Linked DNA regions of Homo sapiens: all the other regions are linked to region 3. The links are chromatin loops, found by intact Hi-C in ENCODE. Cell type or tissue: B cell. All regions are shown on one strand. Each heading gives the region's core, and the rest is flanking DNA. Links, peaks and the distances in the headings are about the cores only. Region 1 overlaps LOC107984195 (a long non-coding RNA gene). Region 2 has its middle 110 kb from the start of LINC00702. Region 3 holds the start of LOC124902541 (a long non-coding RNA gene).

Region 1 (5,471 bases), core at 301-5,300, 160 kb before region 3:
ATAAAGATCTGGCAAAATAAGAGAAAAAAATACTTCCCAAGTGGTTATGGTTGGAGGGATATGGATGTTAGACTCAATGAAAAAAAAAAGAAAAAGGAGAGATGAGAAGCCTTTTTCAATCCCCTCAGAGCCAAACCGAATCTTTCCAATCATCCTCACCTTGGGAGGATGGGCTGTCTGCCCCTGGCCAGAACCACAGTAGTGCGGATGTGGGACACACCACAATACTAACACGAGGCATTTGAAGACTAGCTGGGCCACTTTCATGTGAAGTCGGATTGAAGTCTCTGGTTGATAGAAGAGTTATATCTAGATAGAATGGTTTTTGTGGATGATGCCATAGAATTTAGCTACATGGTTGCTTCCCATGGGAGGGCTTTTAACAGTCATTAAAATAGTTCCATGTTGTGAATATAACAAGAATCTCTGCTTTGGTCCAAGCCAACAAATTGATTTTCACATTAAATAATAGACTGAATATAATATTTTTAGAGTGAATATGATATATTGTAGCATCACTGCTGGAACTTATCAACAAGAACACTAATGCATGTTTTTCTATAAAGATTTTTTTTCAAGTGTAATTCTCTTTTATGAGCTGCTTAACCTATCATATGCTTGAGATACGTGACACTTTATTAAATGCTTAACAGCGGAAGCATTTTAGAAAAATATCAAGTGGAGCTAAAACATAAAAAGAAAAAGAAGAGGGTGATGAGGAGAAAGAGAGGATGGAAAAAGAAGAAAGATGTGGCCGTCTCTGCAAGCTTTATAATATCACAGAGGAACTCGAGATAAAGCTCCATGAAGACAATGAGCAAACCATACATGATCAACCCACAATACAGACATTCTAGAGACTCCGATAAATGGATAACACAGCCTGTCTGTAATTCTGATTATCTGGTTTCAAAGAGAACCTAATCAACTTGTCAGCTGGTAGACTACATTTTTTAAATAATGGATGATTGATATTTTTATCTAATTCAGAAAACATTTCGAATACGTCAGCGAAATTCTGTAATACTTCAAACTTTCTCAAAGCCTACATTTTAAAAAGTTGTCAATAATAGGTTGGATGATACACTTACTGCATTCTGTTAACTATGTATTAATTGTATAAACTAATAAAAAAATTTCATCTATCTTATTAGGATAGGAATTTCAAATCAAACTGCATATTTTTATTTGCTAAATATAAAATTGTATATGTGTGTTATTGGGATCAGCCTTGTACAAATAGTAATTATAATGACAATCCAATATAGAAAAATGTAACACTTAGAGCTGCATGGGCAAAATTAAAATATTTTGCTTTCAATTTATGTATTTCCTTCACAGAAGGAATTACGAAACAATCAATAAGAATGTTTTGAGTAAAGATTACATTAAGATAAAACCTATGGAGAAATAAAATTGGAATACAAGTTCAAAGAGAAAAAGGAACAATGTCCAATTTCCTGTAATTGAAGAGCTTGTTTGTGTTTTTCTTTTAATAGGTGGTGGTCAGTATCAAATCACTTCGTTATTGACATTTCACTGACTACATTTCGTAGAACAAGTTCATAGTTTCATTTTTATCTGTCCATAGTATCCTGAAATTTGCATCATTTGCAACTATTTCAGCATATGAAGAAAAATTTTGTATGTCCGTTAAAAATGACTGAGAGTTTGCATTTTGCAAAACAACAGGATACAACAGTGACAAACATTTGGAGATCAATGTTCTAAAGCATCCTGAAACATCCTTTCTCCCACAAAATTACCTGAAAATTCACATACTTTTTATTCATTTGAATAGCTTTGTCACTTTTCTCAAAATAGTGATCAATGAGAAATTCGCTTTATTATATGTTTCTATGATGGACTATGTATTATTTTGTTGAATTAAATAACAATTCATCACCATTTTAAATGATTTTCTTTCTTGAAGCTATTATTTCTGATGAAGTTCACTTTGTTTGGATTTAGAAAATCCACTCGGAGGGAATGTTTACCTTTCCTTTAATAATATGCTTTATACACGTTTTAACAGTAATCTTACAGCATTTTACAAATATGTATTTATTTATTCATTCATTCATTTATTTAATTATTTTAGAGACAGTGTCTCTATCATCCAGGCTGGAGTGCAGTGGCAAAATCTCAACTCACTGCAACTTCCTCCTCCCAGGTTCAAGCGATTCTCCTACCTCAGCCTCCAGAGTAGCTGGGATCACAGGCGTGCACCACCACACCCCACTAATTTTTGTATTTTTAGTAGAGATCAGGTGTCACCATGTTGGCCGGACTAGTCTTGAACTCCTGATCTCAAGTGATCCGCTTGCCTAGGCCTCCCAAAGTGCTGGGATTATAGGAGTGAGCCACCGCGCCTGGCCTAAAAATGGCATTCTTAGCATCTAGTAATCTTACAACATTTTAACAGACACACACACACATACACACACACTTAAGGACCTTTAGCTTTTAGCACATTAGAAATATATTAGGAGTTATTTTAAATATTAGCTTCATTAGACATACAAAATAAAAGAAATAAAATTACAGTAGATAATTGAAACTTGTAGTACATAGCGCGTAGATGTAACCATCTGGACTCAAACTGGGAGGAGCAAAATATAATCTTAACTGATACGTTCTGTTCTGAACAGATGTTTCCAACCCCACATGGAGGATGTGAATCTCTTAAAATAACACATTTCCAGGAGCAACATTAGAATTATCAGCAACACATTGCTGCTCACTAACCCTAAAGAAAGAGTAAATACAGACAGAATTTCATAAGTGCCTTCAAGATGGGAGAGGATTGTAATTTACTCTTCAGGATATTTTGCTATATGTGATAAGTGCCCAGTAAATATGTGTAAATGCAGCTGTACCCACAATTCTGTTCAGAAGTTTCCATATCCTGAAACTAAGGCAGGTCATGTGTGCATGTGGGTATGTGCTAACCATTCTAAATCAAAGGCGTGTCACCCCTGCCGAAGCCCTCGCTGTCAAGAACTCTCAGCATTCCTTCTCTCGGTTGAAATCCGGGACTAACGTTTCCTCTATTCAGAAACATTCAGTTCTTTCTTGCCCGTGCATGGCTAAGTGATCTTGTCCTTCAGATGAGATCCTGCATCCAGCTCCTTTGCCTGCATGTAACTTTTTCTTGCTTCCGGTGTGACGAATAAACCAGCAGTCATCTTGCTTTTAACCATCACCCAGAGTATTTAAAAGGGAAAAGTGGGAGGCGTCAAAAAAACAGGGGGACATGAAAGACATAGGACAAAAGTAATCATGGATAAAGACTTCCATCTGCTGCACGTGAAACAGTGTCTGTTTACTCTGGACTTTGATGGGTGCCTGTTCTCTACAGCAGGAATGAAGCAAAAAGTGAAACCATAATTCCTCCCCAGAGTGACAGCATTCTGGCCTGGGGAGCCGAAGTGTGCACATGAATCAGTCGCCGTTTCAGGCTAACATGACTGGAGAAGCAGACAGCACCTGGAGACCGGGTCTGGAAAGTGAACCCCACACTAAGTGTACTGAAGTGTGCAAGGGTCTTGGATGGAAAACTAGAATCCCTATTTTTAAAAAAAATCATGGGCATCTAAGGAAAAGAAAATACAGGCTCCAAGTTTTTGAATTAAAGGGGCTTTAGAGCCTGCTAAGCTGACTGACTTGATTCATCCAGAGGTCAGGTGATGTTAAGTGGCATGTCCACAGTGGAGACGCCAGACTCTGATAGGAACCCACTTCTTCGGATCCTTCTAACTTCCCTATGGGGTGAGGCGGGGAGTGAGGAGTTAAGATTGGGAAGCTCAGATGAAACTCTACAATCTAAAAGAGGATTCATTAAAGAATATGGGCCAAAGGGTTCAAAATCTATCACTTTCTCAAAACACAGTGATAATTTATTGCAGAAATAGGCTGAGAAAAATTAGGGTTCAAATGGAAAATCAGAGAGCATTTAGGAGAACATTAGAGGCCCAAACCAAAATGGGCTTTGTTTTGTTTAATTTGGTTATGTTTTGCAATGAGCAAAGTGCTCGGAAAAGGGCCCCATCCTTGAAGTAGGGGGAGAAAGGGCCTTGGGGAGGGTTGGAGGATAGAGGGACGAGAACAGGACGGGGGCGGCAAGGACAGGCAGGGACTCTGCCCCAGGGAGAAGCTTATTCGACGCAATTCCGCACAGTGGGCCCGGGTTGTGTGTCGACCAAGTCGCCCATCGCTCAAGAATCCTTAGTGCAGTGAGCGAGCATAGGGCCTTCAAACTGCTGTCCAGGGGACATTCCTAGTGTGAGGCCAGGCGGGTCCCAATACGAAGGAGAAGAGGGGCTCTGTGTTCCAGGAGCAGGTCTTTGGAGGAGAAAGTCCAGAGATCCTTGCGCAGTGAGAGCAGGTGCCCTTGTGCAGGGAGTCATAGGCTTGGGCTGGTCCAGAGATTTGGGGACAACCCCAGGGCCACTCATCTTTCCAAGGAGGGTCTATTTGTCTACGCCAGATCCTTAGAGCAATACTTCTGTCTCAGAACCTCTTCTCAATCCATCCGTGCTCCATCTCTAAATCTGGCAGGTGGCCCTCAGCACACATCTGCCTCCTGCCTCCCAGGCCCACCCAGCTGTGAGAATTATCCTATGCTGTGTTCCAACAGAGCCCAGGACTTCGTCCTCGTCCTGAGGTCCTGGGGCAGGAGCGCTGTCCTGGCTCCACCAGAAACCATCTGGTGTGGGTGGAAGGGGAGTTACTCGGTATTCCCAGTGGCTATTACCTCCTGTGTAAAGTCAGGGTGAATTTCTAAGCCCTTCACTAACTTTCAGTTTTGATGCTATGACTAAGAGGACCTTTGTTTTGTTTCATTTGGTTTTTCAAAATGAGTTGTGTGTGAATTTTTTTACTATGCCAGAGTCCAAGCAGAAAAGAAACCAACAGAAGGAGGATCTTCTATGACGGCTTCTTGTTAACATTTAATGCAAATAGAGACCTTCTACGAGACTCAAGACCAGGGCTGGCCCAGCCGTGGTGCATAGTGATGCTGAAGAGAAGGAGGTGGGCTCTGAACCCCTCCAACAGTTTCAGGCCTGTCTCCAAAATGTACAAGGTTGTAGCTTTGGGAAAACCACTCAGCCTTTTGACACCTCAATAATTTTATCTATAAAATGTAAATAAACTGTGCATCCTACCCAGAAGGAATGTTGTAAAACCAAAATGAAGTATTGCACGGAAACGGGTAGAAAAAGTGTCTGGCTCATGGTAGGTTCTCCATGTCTCTTCTGATTGCATGGTCAAGACTTGGAAGATGGGAGTTAATGCTGTGCACTGAGCATACTGAGGCCAGAGAGCGCTCAAGCAAGGCCAGGCAAGAAAGCAGCATGGTGAATCCTGGGTAAGCGTGGTGGGAGATGAGTGACATTCTGATATGCTGCAGAGAGAAATAGAGGGAGTGGCTCCCCTTCTCACAAGGGTGTCCTGGTATCCCGGACTGG
Region 2 (5,471 bases), core at 426-5,425, 260 kb before region 3:
GTGGCCATACCACCCTGAACGCACTGGATCTCATCTGAAGGTCTTTGCTCTCACTCAAGACATCACCATCTCCCCCTGCGTCATGTTACCTGGGCTCCAGTGTCTTAGTCCATTTCCCGTTGTTTATGACAGAATATCTGAAACTGAGAAAGTTATTTTAAAAAGGAATTTTTTTTATACATATGGAGGCTGAGAAGTCCAAAGTCTAGGGCCTTCTTAATGATGGAGATTTTACCAAAAGTTATCTCCTCAACTAGAGGTCTACACTAAGCAGTTTTTTTTTCTTCTCAAAATTCCAACCCAACCCCTCAAAACCCAACATTTAAGATACCTCTTACCCTATTTTTTTCTTAGCACTTATCATTTTCTGGAATACCATATAATTTACTTACATGTTATATTTATAATTAATTATGTAAAAAGTATCCTCCATGAGGGCTGGAATTTTTTTAAATTGATTTAACACAAGTTGGTGGACTAGTAGGTGCTCATTAACCTTTAGTGAATGAATGTGTATTCCAGGACAGAAGATAGGCTCACAGAGGAGGATTTTAACTGTACTATAATAGAGACTGCTCTGTTGTCTACCTAATTTAAGAAATAGCAGCAGCTTTCATTTAAGATGAAAATTAATGTCAAAATCCAATAAGTATTTTATTATATTAAATTATATGTGCACACAGCAGAAACACACTCAGATAAACGTTGATGAATTTTATTCAACTTTAAAATTTTGCAAGTTTAACGAAGTATTTAAGGATTGGATACAGAGATAAATAACTTAGGTTGATTCTACCTTGTGAGTAAAATGATGATTTTAGTTTTTTTAGTATGCTGGATGCTTAAGTAATTTAATTTTAGTTCTATTTTAATTGGAGTAGGTTCTGCTTGTAAATGCTACATGTTTCACTAGACAAAATAGGGGTCATTGTTTCCTTCACAAGGTCATTGAATCCATTCAGACTCAGATTCAACAACATACAATATTTCTAAACCTGTCTAAATGGTGTCCACAGGTCACATTTAAAACATTGAATTTATTGACTAGCTTTGTGAGAAAAAGTTGAGTCATTTATTTAGTTTTTTATTTCTTCAGTGATGCATTCTTTTTTGTGACCTTCTGGTCCTTTAGTCCTTGTTACTCGCTTCAACAATGTCCTTCAATAGTTTGGATTACGAGAGGTGAGAAAAATAAGATAAGGATGAAAACAAGGTTTTAACCTTCCTACAGGACTACTTGCTACACAATGATGTTTTCATTGTGTAGGTATTAAAATATATGTATTTATACACATATATAGGAATTTTATGTTCAATTAATTATTAAACTCCTTGAAGGAGTAATACGGACTACGCATCTTTGTATTTTTCCATTCCTAGAGCTTGAGATGAGTACCCAATAAAGGTATTTGTCTTTATTGATCACTTGAAAACATTTAACTCACTTCTGTCCACCTGGTCTCAAAATTTAGCACACCACTCTAACTGATATGCCATGAAGACTGGTCACAGACAAAAGTGGGACTGTGTTTTGTTGATTTCCAAAGCCATTCGCCAGGAGCGCGGCCCCAGGAGCATTTTTCTCATCATGTGAATGCCACCGTTGTCAATCCACTCCATCCACAGGCAGACAGCAGCACAGCCAAGGTCAGGTGCAATGTGAGGGGGTCCCCACAGGGGTGATATCTACACATGACCGGACCTTTCATTAGAGGAATGAAGAAATTAGAAGACACTCAAAACTTAGAAGGACTTAGAAGTAATTTTATTGAGGCTGAAACAAAAATATCCTACAATTCTAAAAACAGTAAACTAGATGACATATTTTTCTGTTGCTTTTGAACAGAAAATGGGCTACTGTGTCAAAGAAAGTACAAGATTATTAGTGTCACCAAAACACAGAAGTGGAGAAGCATTTATCATTATTGGGTGTGTGCGTGTTGGTGAAGTTTGTGTGCACGTGTGTCTGTCTCACACAATCTGCATGTGTCTGTGTTGGTGTGTCTCTGTGTATGCCTGTGTCTCTGTGTATCTGCTTGTGCCTGTGTTGGTGTGTCTGTGTGTGTGTGTGCCTGTGTCTCTGTGTATCTCCTTGTATCTGTGTTGGTGTCTGTGCGTGTGTGTGTGTGTCTCTGTATCTGCTTGTGTCTATGTTGGTGTGTGTATATGTGCCTGTGTCTCTGTGTGTCTGTGTTGGTGTGTGTCTATGTGTGTGTGTCTGTGTCTCTGCATCTGCTTGTGTCTGTGTTGGTGTGTGTGTGTGTGTCTGTGTCTCTGTGCATCTCCTTGTGTGTGTGTGTGTGTCTGTGTCTGTGTTTCTGCTTGTGTCTGTGTTGGTGTATGTCTGTGTCTGTGCCTCTGTCTCTATCTCCATGTGTGTCTGCGAGTGTGTCTGTGTGTCCTCTATCTCTGTGTTGTCTCGCTGTATATGTCTGTGAGTGTGTGTGTGTCATCTGTATCTCTGTGTTGTCTCGCTGTGTGTGTCTGTGAGTGTCTGTGTTAGTGGGTGTGCTCAATTTGATACAAGTCATTTTATTTTGTGAAGATGTAAGTACTTCACTTTTCCTTTCCCAGTATCTGCAAATTTCAACTGAGATCTAATTTTATTGCTCAAAGTGAAACTGTTCTGACTAATATCTGATGCTTGATGTTAGCTATTCTCATTCTTGGAATTATTTAAAATTCCACTGAAAGTACAAACTTAAACTGAGATTTTTTTTTTTTTTTTTTTTTTTTTTTGAGGAACTCAAACATGCAGAATTGAGATCTGAAATCTGCTGGCTGGTGCAGATTATAGCCTAAGATAGGAAGTTGGGGTTTTGGTTGCTTTAATGGAGAGGAAATGACTCATGTCAATGCTAGTATGTAATAAAGCTCCTAAATTTAGCTTTCCTTTTAGTGTAAAACCTAATATTGATATAGTAATGTGAAACTTTATTTTACTAAACTACAATTTTCTTGCTGCCTCTTCCATCTGCCAGTCAATTATTACATCTTTCATTAAGATCATGTTAAGACATATTTAGTGTACATAAAAATGTCTTGAAAATCCCAGTTGACTTCACAGTACACGCTAACTTTGGAAGCGTTGTGCAACCAACTAAGTCCAAACAAAGGGCCCTGTGTCTATTTGAATTTTGAGACAAAACACAAAGTTCTCGGGGATTAGTATCATGATTAAATATATCCCTTGACACTTACAGAAAGTGTATATATGTTTACAGACAAAAGGTGTTTCAAAAGTAGAATTACTGTTATCGTTCCCATTTCTTATTGTTATTATTTGCCAGGATGTCATAAGGTACAGTAATAGGGGATGAAAACAAATCTTCGTGTAAAAATCATAACTTTGTACTCTTACTGGAAACTGGGGGAAAAAATGAAAGAGTCCAGGTAGGGATTTATAGAGAGAGCATTTACAAATTCTTTATGGATTTTCACTAAATGTTTACTAACTGCTCTGGACACGTATGCTGAGGTCTCTTCACAACAGTGCACCTGAGAAACACAAAGATTAAGAAAATAAGAGACCATTTTTATGTCAGAGCTTTTTTGCTCTTTGTAGTAATTTAGACGACCCAACCACAACCACAGGAGACTCCAGCAGGAACTACGTAGAATGAGGCAAAGGTGCTCTCTCTTTGAGGAAGGAAGGAAGGGGTTGGTTTTATGCCTCATGGGGTCTTATTACACAATAGACTCACACATGGTCTGCAAGTTTGGGGGAAAAGCTATACATATTTAAGAGGAGAGTGGAACGCATGTGCAATGGGTGAATGTGTATGTAACATACATCCCGTGTTCACTTTGGGGCAGGGTTTCAGCATTAAAATGAGGTGGGATTAGCCCTTTATGTCAACAGATGAACTGCAGGAAACAAAAACAGTTTGTGCACAGCCTCTATAAGCTGCTGAAGCTGCCTTCAAGTCTGCCATTGTTTATCAGAAAAGAATGTTTGTAAAGCTATCAGAATGGTAGTGGTCTGGGTTGCAAATCAGAGCTTTGAGGGGTCTGATAGCAACCATTGTGAGGGAGCTTAGCGAGTGTGGTTTGTTTTGTACCTGTGTAAATTTGGAAATTTGCCACACCAGCCAGGCTCTGAACCTTTGAGACATAGGTAACTCCGTTCCCTTTAGCTTAGGGTCCATGTTTGTCGATATAGGGGTGTCTATTTCGATCTCTCATATCACAGACATGATGATATTGTGGCAGCTGTACCACATCCCTGCCACAGAAGCAGCTGTTCTATCAAGACAAGGACCTGCCATCCCTGCCGCTGCATTGGTTAGAATAAGTCAGTCACAGGTCTCACCACTCTAGAGGAGGCCACCACTCTAGGATGGGATTCCTGCGGTCGCTTCTCAGCGTCTCTCACCATCTAGACAGCACAAGTCATAGGGGCATGGAGCCCCCGATCGCAGGTCTGCAACTGAATTTTGCCCGTAGATCATTTAGTGGGAGAGTCAAAGTGCCAAAATAAACATTGTGTTACACGCAGATTCCACAATATTTATTTTTTGACTCATAATCCATTTCTTTCCTTATCGAATGATCATTATCTCATTGTAATTAACAGTTGCCAATGCTCCCACTTGTACTTTTTTTTTTCCTTGTGAAGAAAACCATCCCATAAATAGCAAGTGCAAAGTGGTAGTGCCACAGTGGAGTTACTGTTTTTTCCCCCTTCTTGTACATGAAGAAAATTTTACATCTGTAGTTGATGCCTTTACTGGCTTCTCAATTAGTGGAAACAAATTTGTCATTGCAGACAGTAGCTCCAGTGACTTGTGGCTAATGGATTCACCCTTTGAGCAGAACTTTATGATCCAAAACAGCCTATCCCACACTTGTGTTTTTCAAGCTATTGATAGGTGCACCTTGAGTGAAGGGGATGGAGGTGGGAGAGGGAGAGATGTCAGAATCAAAAAACATTGTGAAATCTTGAGATTTTGTTTGTTTTTTTTTTAAGTTAAAAAGATTTCTCAACACTTTACACTGATGTGTTTTGTGAAATGTTCAGAGGTGGATATTGCTTTCCGTATAGATTGTTCAACAAAATTTGAGGCCATTATTTTGGACTAAACTCCTGCGATCGCAACAGACCAGACAAATCATAGTGGGGTCACCCAGGCTTACCAAACCCAAACCCAAACTGAGCAGTTCTCTGCCCTCTGAGGAACCAGGAGAGAGATAGCCTAACTTCCTGAACAGGACAGGTTTAGTCTTCAATGGGCAGGATAATGAAGTTCCCTGTGTTTAAATCCTTAATCTGAAGTCACATCATGTGAACTCATCAGTTTTTCTATTGTTTCTTCTTTCTGGCCCCAGTTGTTACAGGAAAGCGATTCTGATCCAGACCCCAAGAGAGGGTTCTTGGATTTCGCGTAAGGAAGAATTCAGGGTGAGTCTGCAGTGCAAAGTAAAAGCAAGTTTATTAAGAAAGTAAAGTGGTGAAAATACGGCTACTCCAC
Region 3 (5,471 bases), core at 463-5,462:
GAGGCTCCTAGACCAGGTACTTGGTCATCCCCTGAGAGCTCATCAGCCAGGCAGAGGCTCAACTCCCACCCAGGCCTGCTGAGCCAAAATCTGCCTTTCAACAAGGCCCATGGGTGATCACTGTGTGCATGAAAGGTTGGAAACACTGGCTTAGGTGATACTGCTAAGATTGAGATCAGAGAAGGACTTGTTTTTCTCTAGGGCTTTCCATTTACAAGTCAGCTGACTATTCCGGGAACCACACTGATGGAAGCTCTCAGGAGCTTTTGTCTTGATTGGAAAACACTACCTCAGCCAGGAGTCAGGTCAGGAGATGGAAAGGTGATGGGCAGAAGCTGGAGGAGCTGGAGGAGCTGGAGGAGCTGGAGGAGCTGGAGGATCTCCATGACAGGGGAGATGCACTTCCATAGATGCATCTTCGTGCAGATACAGAGGAATCTGGCACTTTCTGAACCTCGAGATCCAATTGATAAGGAAGGAAAATCAGTAAAATGTAACAATGGCCATGCACATCAATAAAATGTAACCACAGATACAGCAAAATGAAAGTACTCTGTGATCAAAGGTGGCACACTCTCTTCCTGTAGGCATGGGACAAATCAGAAATGATGAAAAAATGCATCACTTCAAGTTTCAAAATGCAGGTGACTTCTAACATCTCAGATTTTTCAACAACTCGGCACAGTAGGTGGTATTTTCCTTATGTTACAGATGAGGAAACCAAGGCTCAGGGGAGTCTAGTCAGGGCCCCAATTCACACAGCTACTAAATGTCTGAGCTGGGGTTCACACTTACCTGTCTGACTGCCTAACACCCACACTCTAAGGCATCCTGAGTTTACATTTGTCACCACCTTTAGTTCATTGTTGACCCTTCCCCCAAAGCAGTACAATTTTTTTTTTTACATTTGCCAAGTACTATGTTGTATTTGCATACCAATCCCTTTTAGTGCCAAATTTAGGAGGGAAACCCCATTTATTAATAAATATGTCCTTAAAGGAGGACATACTCAAAAGGAAAGTGAAAAAGCAGGCTTCTGACATAGCTTGTTAAATGGGTCAGAGTGTAAAGAAGCAGGTGTGCGCACTGGAGTACATTGTCTCCAAGCATCTGGCAGAAAACCACAATGTCATGGGATTGTGCAGACAGCTCCCCTTCCTTCCCTCAAATAAAAGCAGTGTCCACATTTCCGCTGTGATGGGCACTGCTTCCCTCCTTTCCCTATGTGAGCTGAAAACTCACCCCTAGGAGTCAAATTTAATCAATTACACAAAACTATTTTACCGGACGTGGGTTGTGAGCTGGAGGTAAGGCTCAGTTCCGTTTCTAAAGGAGTCCACAAGATTTGCTTCTCAGAGAAGAAATTAAAGTTAATGATGGGCCAGGTGCGGTGTCTCATGCTTGCAATCCCAGCACTTTGGGATGCCAAGGCAGGAGGATTACTTGAGGTCAGGAGTTCAAGACCAGCCTCACCAACATAGAGAAACCCTGTCTCTACTAAAAATACAGAAATTAGCCGGGCATGGCAGTGCATGCCTGTTATCCCAGATATTCTGGAGGGTGAGTCAGGAGAATCACTTGAACCAGGAAGGTGGAGGTTGCAGTGAGCCAACATCGTGCCATTGCACTCTAGCCTGGGCAACAAGAGTGAAACTCTGTCTCAAAAGCAAAAAAAAAAAATTAGCCAGCGTGGTGGTGCATGCCTGTAATCCCAGCTACTCTGAGACTGAGGCAGGAGCATCACTTGAACCCAGGAAGCAGAGGTTACAGTGAGCCAAGATCATGCCACTGCACTCCAGCCTGGGCAACAAGAAGGAAACTCTGTCTCAAAAAATAAAATAAAATAAAAATAAAGATAATGATAAACAAATTTAAAGGCAAAAAACAAAAATCTAATAAAGTTACTTTTCTCTTTTGTTTCAGTTGGAGCAAAATAGGAAGTAGTAAAGATTCCTTGAAATCTATTTCAGAGCTGTTCCTTTGGGGCTATGAAATAAAAGACAAGACTGGTAGAAATGACTTAAAATGCAAAAATGGCAAAGGTAATGATCACCGTGGGTAGGTTATAAACGACTGTGGAGGTTTGGGGAGGCTAAATCATCCAGCCAACGGAAAAGTAGTCATTTGAATCTGAAGACAGTGAGCCTCTGCCTGCGTCTGTCTCATGTATTGGAATATCCTCTTATTAAATTACAGTGTTTTATAACTTGTGAATAAAATTGGTATCATGTTTACTATGCAAAAGCCTCGCTATTTTTCAGATGGATATATATTTAATATGAAATTGAAATGTAATATCTAAAGCACCAAGCAATAAAACCAACCCACCTTGTTTCAAACCCTGCTTAAGTTATTTTTTTGAATTCTGTATCTAATAACATGGTGCAATAACACTGAAACAAGATTCACACTATGATACTATTTGTTTAGGAGACCAAGAGTGTTGCTATGGAAACCGACCTTCAGTGTATCTATGGAAACAGTGACAGTGTTGTAAATAAAGATACTGAAAAGAGGAACCTAGTAAACTTAGCATATGAATTCTAAGAAAAAGAATAAAGAATGAGGACCTGCGGGGAGAAAAATTGTATATTTTCTTGTAAGAAAAAAAGCATTGTGACATATTTTATTAATCTCATGATAAAACTTTTAAGCTAAGTTTTCAAAATCTCCATTGTGTCTTCTACTATCTTCTGTTAGTTTCTGTCTTCTTCTTAACTGTCCAAATCATAACCTATTTATAATTAACAAAAACATTTATTGAACATTGTTTCAAATGACGCAACTTCACTATGATAGCATTTTAAAGGCCAACTTACCTTTTCTAAAAATGTTAACATGAAAAAAATTTCAGAAAGCATATGTTTAACTCACTTATGTTTTGAAGTTATAAAGTAATTTTTTTAAAAGATCCATCCATAATATTTACCAAACAATTTTAAATGGGCTATTAAAAGGAGGTTAGTTGTTTTTGTTTGTTTGTTTGTTTTGTTGTTTTCAACATTGCAACCCTTTGAAATCATTATTAAAAGACACACAAACATTTATTGAGTTGTAATTTCAATCTTCTGGCTTCATTGTGTCCTGCTGGAAGGAAACAACTATGTCTTCCCTTTGCATCTCCTGATATTGAGGAGACCGCTGTGCACCTAGGAGAGAGCCATGTGTGGGATGAAGGGATGAAGCTATTAAAGGAATCGAATATGATAAAACAAACGAACACACAAAAAGACAACAGAATGCAATATAATGTCAAGTGCCTGGCAATAATTACATGAGCTGGCTCAGTTATGTGGAAACTGATCTCATCTCATTTGAAAAGGCAAGAAAAGGTGACGGTTGTACACCAAGTAAAGCAACTCAGAGGAAGGGAGGGATGCAGATTGGGGCCCGCAGCACAGGAGAGAGGCGCAAGGCCGACCTCACCTGCGCTCTCCAGAGCCACCCCCTCCTCCTCCTCTCTCATGTCTCCGGCCATCAATCAAGTCACACAGAGATGGACAGAGCAGTCCTTTTGTAGCCGAGCCGAGAGCCATGCTTCTCCTAAACTGTTGGTTCCCAGATTCTTAAAAGATTTTGGTAAGTAAATATTTCATGTTAGTATAGGACTATGTATCCTGGCGTTTTAAAAACTCTAGAATAGTGCTTTTTTCTGTTTAAATTTGGAATTCTGTCATTTTTTAAGATCCCCTAAGAGGGTAATAAATAAGCATTTCGAATGAGGAGTTTAGACTAGATCCTTAGTCTTCAAATTCCTTTTCAGGCGTGGGGGACCTCTGGGGAGTGGCTCCAGAGAGGCTGCCTCTTTCCCTCATGAGAACAGCTCTGCTCACCTCACCTAAACTTCTTCAAATGCCTTCTTTAAAGTATTGGCTTCCTTGTTTACAACAGTCAAGAACAACCTTGAAAACTTCTGGGGAGGAAATCCCTTTCAGCTTTCTATTTCTGCAATTCTCTGGTTACTTTTCAATAAATAGTCAATGATAAAAGAACCACTAAGAAAGCATTCCTAACCAGAGGACTTTTGGACTCCCTTCAACGTAGAGCTAAGGGTCTCTCAATGACATATCAAGGCACATTTAACCGCAGGGGACATTTATTGAACATCTATCAGTTGCTCAGAGCACTTGTTGGCAGGCGCCAAGGCTGAGCAAGGCTACGGTGCTCGGCTCAGAAAGGAACCCAGAAGCCGTCCAGAACCGGGGTGGCTTCCCAGGGGAGTGGCCTCTGAGGTCGCAGGAGCCCACGCTCAGGGGTCCCCATGCTGGACTTTATGCTTTGCCATCTCCGTATTGAATTCCCAAATTATTTTCTCATGGAACTTGGGTTTTTAAGTGAAGCCTGTGGGGACAAGGAAGCACACGTGTGATCAGAGGAGAGAGAGGAATGGGGGACGAAGGAGAAGATCTTTATGCACAGTGAGATTGTCTTAGGTGGCTCGGACTACCATGGCAAATACTACAGACTGTACATCATTCAGATAGTCACATGCAGAGCTGGTAGCTCTGCACTAACAATAGCAAAGTCCATGGTACAGTCTGGAGGTGGCTAGTCCAAGCTCAAGGTGCCAACCGTTCACTTTCTGGCAAGGGTTCTCTTCCTGGCTGGTAGACGCAGCCTTCTTGCTGCTGTATGACAGGTGGGTTTGGTGGGAGACAGAGAGAGAGAGAGGAGCGGAGGGAAGTTCACTCTCTGGAGTCTCTTCTTATAAGAACACTAATCCTATTGCATCAGGGCCCTGCCATTATGACCTCATTCTACCTTAATTACTTTCTTACCCCAAATACAACAGCACCAGGGGTTAGGGATTCAATAGAGGACTTTGGCAGGCGTTGGGGAAACAACTTGGTTCCCAGCAGTACTATTCCAGCTTGAATTTTTAGCAGTAAAATAAAATCAAAAACAGAAAAGAGGTTGTTAGTTAAAAACTGGTATAACCACTTTGTGGAAGCTTACATAGTCATTCAATATTATATTTCCAAGGTCGTTCCATGACATAGAGAAGGCCTTGAGTATATGATAAGCACAAATGGTCACATGAAATTGTGCATAAGTACACAGTTTATTGACAACTACGTAGAGAAAGAGACATCTGCCTAGAAAAAAAATGCTGAAAGGTGATACATAAAAATACTGATAAAGGTATGTTTAGGTAGTAGGTATATTTTACATTTTTTTCTGTTATTCTGTATTTTCAAATATTCCTTCATGAATATATACTGCTTTTTACTAAAAAAAAGTTTGAATTATCCTATTAAATTTATGGTCATGATTTTTAAGAATAAAATAAATATGGAATAGAATAATTTACACACTACTAAATTGATGAGTTAATATTTTCCTTGAGTTTATAAACTCAAATTGGATCAAATTATTAAAATTCAAAAAAATTCTAAAGGAAGGTTATTTTTTGAACTTCGGTTCTCAAATGTAATTTGAACGTATTAACTTCCAACACTAGCAACAAAAAT

Evidence for each region. A loop is a pair of places that touch in the nucleus more often than their neighbours do. Peaks named below come from ENCODE experiments on the same cell type or tissue, not always from the same donor. Only the 100,000 strongest peaks of a DNase experiment are listed, where the experiment ranks them.
Region 1: a loop joins it to region 3, with 2.0 times the contacts of the local background. A loop is called at or near these places in 3 of 110 quality-filtered maps.
Region 2: it touches region 3 in a loop (2.3-fold over the local background); 4 of 110 quality-filtered maps call a loop at or near these places.

The regions. Positions count from the first base shown.
Region 1 is chr10:4,032,942-4,038,412 of GRCh38, reverse strand. The region is part of intron 2 of LOC107984195 (a long non-coding RNA gene); the gene reads right to left. Among named protein-coding and RNA genes, the nearest start is that of MIR6078, 45 kb to the right of the region's middle. In B cell, for the core only: no CTCF peak of the experiment used is centred there; a DNase peak (open chromatin) is centred at 3,042; H3K4me3 peaks cover 1,036 bases; H3K27ac peaks cover 726 bases.
Region 2 is chr10:4,129,090-4,134,560 of GRCh38, reverse strand. No RefSeq gene overlaps it. Among named protein-coding and RNA genes, the nearest start is that of LINC00702, 110 kb to the left of the region's middle. In B cell, for the core only: no CTCF peak of the experiment used is centred there; DNase peaks (open chromatin) are centred at 2,420, 2,820 and 3,680; H3K4me3 peaks cover 1,488 bases; H3K27ac peaks cover 818 bases.
Region 3 is chr10:3,870,896-3,876,366 of GRCh38, reverse strand. It overlaps LOC124902541 (a long non-coding RNA gene), which reads left to right and starts at 1,039. Exons shown (of 2, transcript XR_007062365.1): 1 at 1,039-1,307; 2 at 1,924-2,239. RefSeq lists an enhancer at 828-1,157. In B cell, for the core only: no CTCF peak of the experiment used is centred there; DNase peaks (open chromatin) are centred at 1,136, 2,456, 3,206 and 3,926; H3K4me3 peaks cover 1,846 bases; H3K27ac peaks cover 4,234 bases.